Regions from separate parts of the Homo sapiens genome. Here all the other regions are linked to region 2. A link is a contact called in ENCODE Hi-C data. All regions are on one chromosome and are shown on one strand. Each heading gives the region's core, a stretch centred on a gene start or an enhancer-like site at or near the end of the contact. The rest is flanking DNA. Distances are from core to core; before and after follow the strand shown.

What was found. A loop is a pair of places that touch in the nucleus more often than their neighbours do. Pooled maps may share reads with other maps.
Region 1: a loop to region 2 is called in a map with no recorded cell type, with 16 times the contacts of the local background. The contact joins two enhancer-like sites. A Hi-C loop is called at or near these places in 4 of 37 single-sample maps with no recorded cell type and 4 of 50 pooled maps.
Region 3: a map with no recorded cell type shows a loop between it and region 2 (7-fold over the local background). The contact joins two enhancer-like sites. A Hi-C loop is called at or near these places in 5 of 37 single-sample maps with no recorded cell type and 4 of 50 pooled maps.

What each region holds. Positions count from the first base shown.
Region 1 is chr2:84,814,989-84,818,253 of GRCh38, reverse strand. DNAH6 (dynein axonemal heavy chain 6) reads right to left here. Exons shown (of 77, transcript NM_001370.2): 76 at 2,171-2,393. Among named protein-coding and RNA genes, the nearest start is that of TRABD2A, 64 kb to the left of the region's middle. RefSeq lists a silencer at 654-803 and an enhancer at 954-1,003. Within about 2 kb of position 1,478, at least 2 of the 41 ENCODE cell types and tissues checked have a DNase peak (open chromatin) inside an H3K27ac peak, as active enhancers do.
Region 2 is chr2:85,993,262-85,996,526 of GRCh38, reverse strand. All of the region lies in intron 2 of LOC105374843 (a long non-coding RNA gene), which reads left to right. Among named protein-coding and RNA genes, the nearest start is that of ST3GAL5-AS1, 110 kb to the right of the region's middle. RefSeq lists enhancers at 1,986-2,165, 2,206-2,395 and a cis regulatory region at 2,136-2,649. Within about 2 kb of position 1,551, at least 20 of the 41 ENCODE cell types and tissues checked have a DNase peak (open chromatin) inside an H3K27ac peak, as active enhancers do.
Region 3 is chr2:84,938,270-84,941,408 of GRCh38, reverse strand. No RefSeq gene overlaps it. Among named protein-coding and RNA genes, the nearest start is that of KCMF1, 31 kb to the left of the region's middle. RefSeq lists an enhancer at 1,391-1,900. Within about 2 kb of position 1,613, at least 13 of the 41 ENCODE cell types and tissues checked have a DNase peak (open chromatin) inside an H3K27ac peak, as active enhancers do.

The DNA of each region.
Region 1 (3,265 bases), core at 229-2,728, 1.2 Mb after region 2:
GTAGGTACTTCTATCAGGAAGCACATTATGTCTGATTGTCTTTCTTTTTTGGGATATTAGTGGCCATTGATGACTACTACATAGGACTACCCCTCTTTTAAATAGCTGAAAAAGAGTTTCTTTTGATCCTTGTACAAGATGGGGTTTCTGTCACAGTTTCAGATAATGTTAGTTTGTTGGTCCCCTCTCCTTACTGATTTGTAAGAATTCTTTATGCCAGGCTTCTATAGTTTGGATGTTTGATCCCTCCAAATCTCATGTTGAAATTTGATCCCCAATGTTGGAGATGGGGCTTAATGGAAGGTGTTTGGCTGATGGGGGTCAGATCCCTGATGAGTAGATTAATACTCCTTGGAATGGGGGGTGAGCTGTCACTTTATTAGTTCTTGCGAGAGCTGCTTGTTAAAGAGTCTGGCGCCTCCCTCCCATCTTGCCTACTTCCTCTCTTGCCATGGGACCTCTAAACACCAGCTCCCTTTTGTCTTCTGCTATGAGTGGAAGCATCCTGAGGCTCTCACCAGAAGCAGATGCTGGCACCAGCCTGCAGAACCATGAGCCAAATAAACTTTTCTTTAAAGTTACTCAGCCTCAGGTATTCCTTTATAGCAACACAAACACAAACAAAGACAGTTGGATTTTTTTTTTTTAATTGAGATGGGGGTTTCACTATGTTGCCCAGGCTGGTGTTGAACTCTTGGGCTCAAGTGATCCTCCCACCTTAGCCTCCTGAGTAGCTGGGACTACAGACACATGATACCACACCTGGCTAGACAGCTGGATTGTTTTCAAAATAGAAGGTCAGTGATGATTAATTTAGCGCCTCTGTATGTTCAAAACTGTCTTTATTCACTTCCCTTTTGAAAGATGGTTTGGTTGTGTTTTGAATTCTGGTTCAAAGGTATTTTCCCTCAACCCTTTGAAGGTGATTCTCCATTATCTTTTTATATGCACGGTGGATAATGGGAGTTGACTGATATCAATCTGATTCTCATTCTCTGGGATTTCAGTTCCAGCATATATTATACATTGTCTCTTCTCTTTGGTTATTTTGAGCATTTTTTTTTTTTGGTCTCTGACAGTCTTAAGTATCACTTTGGTATATCTAGGTTTCTTTGAAGATTTGATTACTTGTAGGTTGCTAAAAATCATTCCTTCCACTTTGTGAGACCTCACAATCTAATGATTCAAGTGTTTCTTTAGTTTTGGGAAATTACCAGCCATTATTTTTTCAAACATTCTCTCTCCTCCATTCTTTATTTTCTCCTTTCAGGTTACCTAGAAAACAAGAAAAATGTTGCAATTTCTGGCTCCTTCCACAGGGTCACTTCTTTCCCCTCTCACTGTGCTGTATTCAAGGCGATTTTCCCAGTTCATTCTCTCTTCTCATTCTTCAGCTGTCCCTTGGTGTATCTGTTGAGGTGGCTTTCTTTCTGTCTGGTTTCTTTTTTCAGGGCTGTATCTCAGTTTCAGATGCACTCAGAGTTTTGCATCAGGGCTGTCCATTTATTCATTTGTTTATTTACTTATTTATGATGGAGTTTTCGCTCTTGTTACCTAGGCTGGAGTGCAGTGGCCCAATGTTGGCTCACTGCAACCTCCGCCTCCCAGGTTCAAGTGATTCTCCTGCCTCAGCCTCCCAAGTAGTTGGGAATACTGGCACCCGCCACCATGCCTGGCTAATTTTTTGTATTTAGTAGAGACAGGGTTTCACTATGTTGGTCAGGCTAGTCTTGAACTCCTGACCTCAGGTGATTCATCTGCTTCGGTCTCCCAAAGTGCTGGGATTAAAGGGGTGAGCCACCTTTCCCGGCCTATTCATTTATTTTAAAATTTCTTTTATGATGAGTAAAAATGGATTTAGTGAGAAAAAAGAGATTTTCGTGTCTATTCAGGCCGCCATTTTGAAAGTGGAAGTCTCTACTTGTTAAACTCTATTTTCTACTCCTTGGATTCTAATAGAAGCAAGAATTAATTCTATAATATTAATCTATACTCAGAACAAATAGAATTTATAATTACATTTACGAATTTTGTATGTTATAGGTGGCTTCATTTTAAGTCTAGTTTATTGGCCCAAGGGAGATCTTGAGCCAATCACAGCTTAGTGTTTGGACTTTGATTGAAGATTGCATTTGGTCATTATTTGAACTAATCTTAAGAACATCCTCACCTGTGGTTGAGAGTGTTCCTGCCCGGGCTCCTGTTTTATAAAGTGGGCAGTGGTAAAGTGTTGGGCTTGGCTTATAGTTTTGTTGTGGTTCAAAATGCACCACAGGCAGCACTGGATTCATCTGTCCGGGCAATGCATCTTCTATCACCATCTCCTTATCATCCCATCGAGAAGCATCCATGAACATCCCATGAACAAGAACACCATCCTCAGGAGAGGGCAACTGAAAGATACCCACAAGTCTCAAAGTGAGATGGGGGAAAAGGGATCAGCAGGTGTGAGCCACTTCCTATGTCCCACATCCTCACCAGGTAATTCTAAAAAACACTCTATACATTGCTGTTATTATTCACATTTTAGAGAGGTCAATCCTGAGGCTCTGAGAGGCAAAAAAATGTAATAATAATGTGATGACTTTTCCCCTTTTCATGGGAGGTGGAGGAGTACTGAGATCATCGTCTGTTATTCTTAGCAAGGTTTTTCAAGGATTTGGATGCCCTCCTAGAAGACAGATTATATATCTGCAATAATATTTGCAGAGTGCCCATGGACAATTCCTTTTTGTTCTTTCTCTCTTTTTTAAAAATTATGCTTACTTTTAAATGTTTGTATTAAATAAGAAAGAGGGAGAGGGAGAGACCCTGCCCATCAGATTCCTGTGATGTGATTGGATGTCTCCACCGGTGCACACTTTTTTTTTTTTTTTTCCAATTGTGGGCATCTGAGTCATCCTTCCTCAAACCCTGAGTGGATTTGGCCATTTCTGGCCCGAGGTCTTTGGATAATTGGAGCCTCACGTCTGCAGGCAGAGGACTAAGCTGTTTGGATAATATGTAGTGCATTTTATAGTGAATAAAAGGATGGTAAACTAAATTCTTTTTAGCTGGTCTTTGCTTTTTGGTGTCCTAACCTTTCTGTTTCTTGGGTGCAGCAGGATGGGACTTCCTGTTTTTGGGCTGCACATATGTTTATGCAGGTTTGCCTGAAAACTATCCTGCTACCTACTGGGTGTCCACCAACTGGGCATCACCCAGAGGGAGCACCTTTTCCTATGCTGCGCCAAGGCGGCAAATGGGCTGACAGTGGTCTTGCCTG
Region 2 (3,265 bases), core at 302-2,801:
GATACCCACCTCCTTCCTCTTCTTCAGGAAAGGGTGGAGCTGTTGGGGGCCTTCCCAGGGCAGACACTATATGAGATCCCGAATCCAGGCATGCGTTCCTCAGGAGCTGCTCACCTGGGAGAGGGAGGCAGACAGGTGACACATGCCCTCTTTGTACCTTTTTCCCACACTGAAGCCAACAGGTTGTGTCCCTCCTCTACCAATTCACCTGTAGGAATGACAAGACTCAGCCGGGGTGACAGAGTGAGACCTTGTCTCTAAATTTATTAATTAATTTAGCTTGGAGACTCTTGCATGCCTCACCTAAACACTGGTCAATCCATGGGTTGGCCAGTGCCCCTTGACCTGGGTAGCTTGGGTCAGACAAGTGAGTGGGGTCATGACACTCTCTCTCTCAGGAATGTGGCCTCCAAGACTCAGAGGGAAATTGCCTCTCGTGGAGACACCGGTTCCACTTGGACTAGGCATGGTGCTACCCAGACTCCTCCAGGACTGAAGGGCCTGCACCCCAGTGGTTGTCCCTCAGCTAAGCCCTCTTTGGGAGCAATTCAGCCCAAATCCAATGACTGGTCAATATAAAGGCATAAAGGCCAGGTACTCTTGTCCCAACTCAGGGCAGCTGTCAGCGTCCAGCCCAGCTCCAGCGCTCCTCCAGGGCTTGGCCAAGGTCTTTGTTGGGACTGTATCACAGCCCAGTTTCTCCCACCGCCACTCCCTCCTTCTCCTTGTGTGTCCTGACTCCAGGGCACACAATAAACTGTCTGCCCACCTATGTCCATCTTAGAGTGTTTCCCAAGGAACAGGAAAGATGCCACAGGGAGGGCAGGAAAGAGGATGCGTAATTAGGCCTCTCACAGGTCTGCCCCTTCTGTCCCAGCTGACTCCTGCCTCTTCTGCAGGGGGTGGGGTGGAAGCAGTGCCTCCACCCCCACCTCTGACCTTCCTGCCTGTCTGTCCTAGAGAACGTTTGCCTGGCTCTCAGGGTCTCCAAAGGAAGAAGTCAAATAAGTCACAGAGAAGCAAGGCCAGACATGATATTGCCTCTCTGGGCCTTAGTTTCTTCATCTATAAAATGGATCACTGCCACTTACTTTGCAGAATTTAGAGGAAGATCCAGAAAAAGAACATAAAGCTACTAGTTTAAGGCTTTCTTATTCTGCTGGGTCTGAAGTCAGTCATTGATGGGCTAGAAAAACAAAAGAGCCCCAATGATCGTCATGTACAGTCCCAAAGATTCCCAGGACAATGGCCATCCACTTCACCATTTCCCCTGGAGTGAGTGCGCTTAAGGACTCAAACACTACCAGTGACTCTCCTTGACAGATGGCATCATCCATGCCAGGCGGTGCCCCGAGCCCTCTTCATCCTCCTTGTGCCCACTCATTCTGCAGAGAAACAACCGGAGGTCAGGGAGACTCAGCCGGGGTCACACAGCTGGTACACTGTGGAGCCAGTCCCACCCAAGGTGCGACACCCCCAAGCTTTGGTTTGGGTAGAGCCACTGCTCTCACTTCCTCCCCATTGCAAAAGGGACTCAAGGTGGGAATCAGGGTCAGCTGCACCCTGAGAGGAACTTACCTGATTTGCAGCCAGGGATGCTCCTCTCATCTTTTGGGGAACTATTGAGAAAGGAAAGACGTGCCCAATTTCCCAGGATTTCTCTGAATTCCTGGATATTTACTCCTCAGATTTCACATCTGGGGGATGCAGTGATGTGCTGAAGCTAGCTCATACCAGCTCAAAAAAGCTGACCATGCTCCTCTCCTCACAGTTCCACGTCCACACCTTCATGTTGGTCACCATGGTGGGAGTAGGGACACCATGAGAACTGGCAATTCTACCCATCAGGGATTTAAGGGCTTTTGTTTTCAGAGAGCTGTGGTTACACACTGCCCAGCACACCCCTGGGTGGGTTCCTTAGGACCCCTAGGGAAGTAGTCCCAGCTACTCAGGAGGCTGAGGTGGGAGGATCGATTGAGCCCAGGAGGTCGAGGCTGCAGTGAGCTGTGATTGTGCCACTGCATGCTAGTCTGGGCAACAGAGCAAGACTCTGTCTTAAAAAAAAAAAAAAAAAGATGCATTCTCTTTATACATGTTACACTTTAAGTTTTTGGAGGAAGAAAAAAAGAGCATTTTCTTTTGAAGTTACTCACATTTTAGTGGGGATAGAGGCCAATAATGCCACTGGCTCCAATGATAAGAGTTTTACTAGCTTTTCTAGTTTTTTGCTAGTTTTTCTAGAGGGCCCAGGGGAGCCAGGGAGATACCCTTTGGGCTGTGGGGTTTCATTTTGGTCACATGTCTCATTTCTGCCTCTGATTCTGCTAGTTCTCAGAACCACTAATATTCTGCCCTACATGTTAGGGTCTATTTTTAGAACTTCCTCTTGACAGCACCACTCCTATCTTGTGTCCACAGAAGGGGATCCTGACTCAGCACAGGGTTCTCGGGTGTGCGGATCCCGGGCTGGGCCTCTTGAAGACCTGTGTGGCCCTTGAGCCCTCAGCTTACTTTTTTTTTTTGAGATGGAGTCTTGCTCTGTCACGCAGGATGGAGTGCAGTGGCGCGATCTGGGCTCACTGCAACCTCTGCCTCCTGGGTTCAAGTGATTTTCCTGCCTTAGCTTCCCAATATCTGGGATTACAGGTGCCCTCCACCATGCCCAGCTAATTTTTGTATTTTTAGTAGAGATAGGGTTTCACCATGTTTGTCAGGCTGGTCTGGAACTACTGACATCAACTGATTAATCTACCATGGCCTCCCAAAGTGCTGTAATTACAGGCGTGAGCCACCACGCCCAGCCCCTCAGCTTCTTTTTTAATTTTTTAATTTTTTTTTATTTTTTTTGAGATGGAGTCTTGCTCTGTCACCCAGGCTAGAGTGCAGTGGCATGATCTCGGCTCACTGCAACCTGCGCCTCCTGGGTTCAAGTGATTCTCCTAGCTCAGCCTCACGAGTAGCTGGGACTACAGGCGCGTACCACCACGCCCGGCTAATTTTTTGTATTTTTAGTAGAGAGGGGGTTTCACCATGTTAGCCAGGATGGTCTCGATTGCCTGACCTTGTGATCCGCCTGCCTCAGCCTCCCAAAGTGCCCCTCAGCTTACTTTTAAAGACCTTGTTCCAATAACACATCAAACAGCCCACACTGAGTATATGTATGTATATACACATATATGCACACATATGTGTATTATTTATTTGTTTATTTTTAATTGACACATAATAATTGCACATATTTATGGAATACATAGTGATGATTTGA
Region 3 (3,139 bases), core at 364-2,863, 1.1 Mb after region 2:
GAGTGACTAAACAAATGACCATGGTGAATTTCATAACTTCAGATGAGAAAGGTATAAAGGAAGAGCTTTGGAAGGAGAGAGCTGCCCCCTCCTCCAGGGGCTCACTCACCTGTGGGCTCTGTAGAAGCCCTCTGAAAAGCAGTTTCTCAGCACAGTGAGCTCGAAGTCGTCTCCATTCACACCTGGAGCACCGCCCTGTATTGCAAATGGGAGGGTAAAGTTGGTGTAAATTTTATGGAGGGCAATTTGGCAATAACTAACAAAATTTTGCCACCATTTTCTCTTCTAGGACTGCTTCTTTCCTTGCATGTGTATGAAATTACATTTGTATAAGGTGTTGCATGGCAGCACTGTTGGTAATAACTAAGACTGGAAGTAACCTCTGTGCTCAACATAAATAACAATGATGGTGCAACTGCATAAAGAAATACTATGCAACTATAAAAAAAAGAGGAACCTCTTTAGGTACTGATCTGGATCATTCCAAGATATCCTGATATATGAAAAAGCATGTATCTGAACCCTGTTATATTAATAATATGCTGCCTTTTGTAGGAAAAAAAGGAAAAAAGTATATATATGCATACACACTCATATAATTTGTATATGTATAAACTAGCTCTGGAAGGAAACAAAAGAAACCAGTAGATCCTCTGGGGAAGGGAACTGGGTGTCCCAGAGTGGGAAACTCCACTGTGTATTCTTTTTACCATTGGAATTTTGAACTTATTATGTTTTGTTTATTTATTTACTTATTTATTATTTTTTTGAGACGGAGTCTCGCTCTGTTGCCTAGGCTGGAGTGCAGTGGTGCCATCTCGGCTCACTGCAAGCTCCGCCTCCTGGGTTCAAGTGATTCTTATGCCTCAGCCTCCCAAGTAGCTGGGATTATAGGTGCCTGGCTAATTTTTCTATTTTTAGTAGAGACGGGGTTTCGCCATGTTGCACAGGCTGGGATTTCAGGTATGCGCCACCACACCCTGCTAATTTTTGTATTCTTAGTAGAGACAGGGTTTCACCATGTTGGCCAGGCTGGTCTCAAACTCCTAACTTCAAGTGATCCGCCCACCTAGGCCTCCCAAAGTGCTGAGATTACAGGAGCAAGCCACTGTGCCTGGCCTGATTTTTTAAAGAGCTCCCTCCCCCAGTCTCCCTAGCTGAGATTGGGGGGTGAGGGCAATTTGCATCTCAGGGAAGGTATGCTGGTCTCATTTCATCTCAATGATCCTTTATCTCCTCCACCAGAAAGCCCATCTTTGGTCATTTCTTTCTTCACATTGACTTGGCATAAACTTTTAACGTTATCAACAACTGCTTAGCCTAATATTAGCTTTCATTTCCCTTCTCCTTCCCACAGAAGGCTTTGTGCTTTCACGAACTCCCGGTTTGGTCAGGCTAAGGTTCTGGATTTCAGTCTTGGCTCTAGCGGCCGGCAGCTGTGTGGACACTCTACCATCTCAGTCTTTATTGCTTGACAATTGTAGCTGCTTTCAGCAAAGTTTGTTAAGCTCAGGGGCTGTTCCAATTGTCAGTTCTTCCTCCTCTGGTGGGGAAAGTCCCCTTTAAAGCCACGTGCTTAAAACTGAAACCTGCAGGCCATCACAAAGGCGGGGTCTCCACACCCATCTCAGCTCCACCAACTGCAGGCTCCCAAGTACCTCTTACACCCTTGCTGATGACCGCCCTTGGAGGAAGTTCAAGGCCAAGGTGGCTTGAGAAACCCAGCTCTTGGCAGTTTCTAAATCTAGATTAATTTTCCCTCCAGAGAGGAAATTTTGTTGGTTGCAACCTGGTTGCTGCCATGTGACCAGGCTTGGCCAGTCCAGATCTTCCCCCAGGTAGAAGGATCTGGATAGACTGACGGCAGACAAATAGAGACTGTTCTCAGCAGCCACGGCAGTAGACTGCAGACTGCAGCCTTAAGTAACCACCCCCCACCCCTACCCTCATCCCCTTCACTTTCACCACTACCCTTTCACATCACCACCATCATAATCACTACCCCTGCCGTCACACCAAGGTCACCTTACAACTCCATTTGTCTAGCAGAGACTTCACTGAAAGATTGGGGTAATAACTAAATAACTGCAGAGGATGAACATGGTCATGTATCTGTGTAGCTAAAGGAACAGTCCCAGTGCATCCCATGGATCTGAGGGAGGCCTAAGGAGCTCTACCAGGAACATCCCTTCCCTGCAGACCTGCTGGTGGGTCCGCAGCTCAGCAAACTAGAAAACTGTGGACACGGCTGGGTGAGGTGGCTCATGCCTGTAATCCCAGCACTTTGGGAGGCCGAGGTGGGCGGATCACCTGAGGTCAGGAGTTTGAGACCAGCCTGGCTAACACGGTGAAACCCCCATCTCTACTAAAAATGCAAAAATTAGCTGGGCATGGTGGCGGGCATCCCTACTCAGTAGGCTGAGGCAAAAGAATTGCTTGAACCCGGGAGGAGGAGGTTACAGTGAGCCGAGATTGTGCCATTGCACTCCAGCCTGGGCAACAAGAGTGAAACTCCGTCTCAAAAAAAAAAAAAAAAAAAGAAAAAAATAACTGTGTAGACTCTGACACTGTGGCATAAATATAAATGTACCCTAACATGCATGGGAACTTGTTTCTAACTTAGCATGTAGCGTGATGAAATGAAAAATAAGGTCTGTTATACCACATAAGGGTTCAGTTAAAGTCTTACCTCAGGATGTTTCTCCTCTGGTTTCACTTTTTAAATGAGTAATAAATCACACGTGTCATCTTTATAAGAAACTCCAGGATAGAGTTTTATTATTTTTTTTCTGGTCTTATATAAAAAAGAGTTGTACTTCTTTAGATTCAGGAGTGTGCCTTTTTTTTTTTTTCTTTGAGACAGGGTCTCATTCTGTCTCCCAGGCTGGAGTGCAGTGGTGTGACCACAGCTCATGAGGCATCCTCCCACTTCAGCCTCCTGAGTAGCTGACCACAGGCGTGTGCCACCACACCCTGCTAATTTTTAAAATTTTTTGTAGAGGTGGGGTCTTACTATGTTGCCCAAGCTGGTCTTGAACTCTTGGACTCTCACATGGACCTCCCAAAGTGCTGGGATTACAGGTGTGAGTCACCATGCCCGGCCAAGAGTTTGCCTTTATCACATAGTTATTGTAAACTG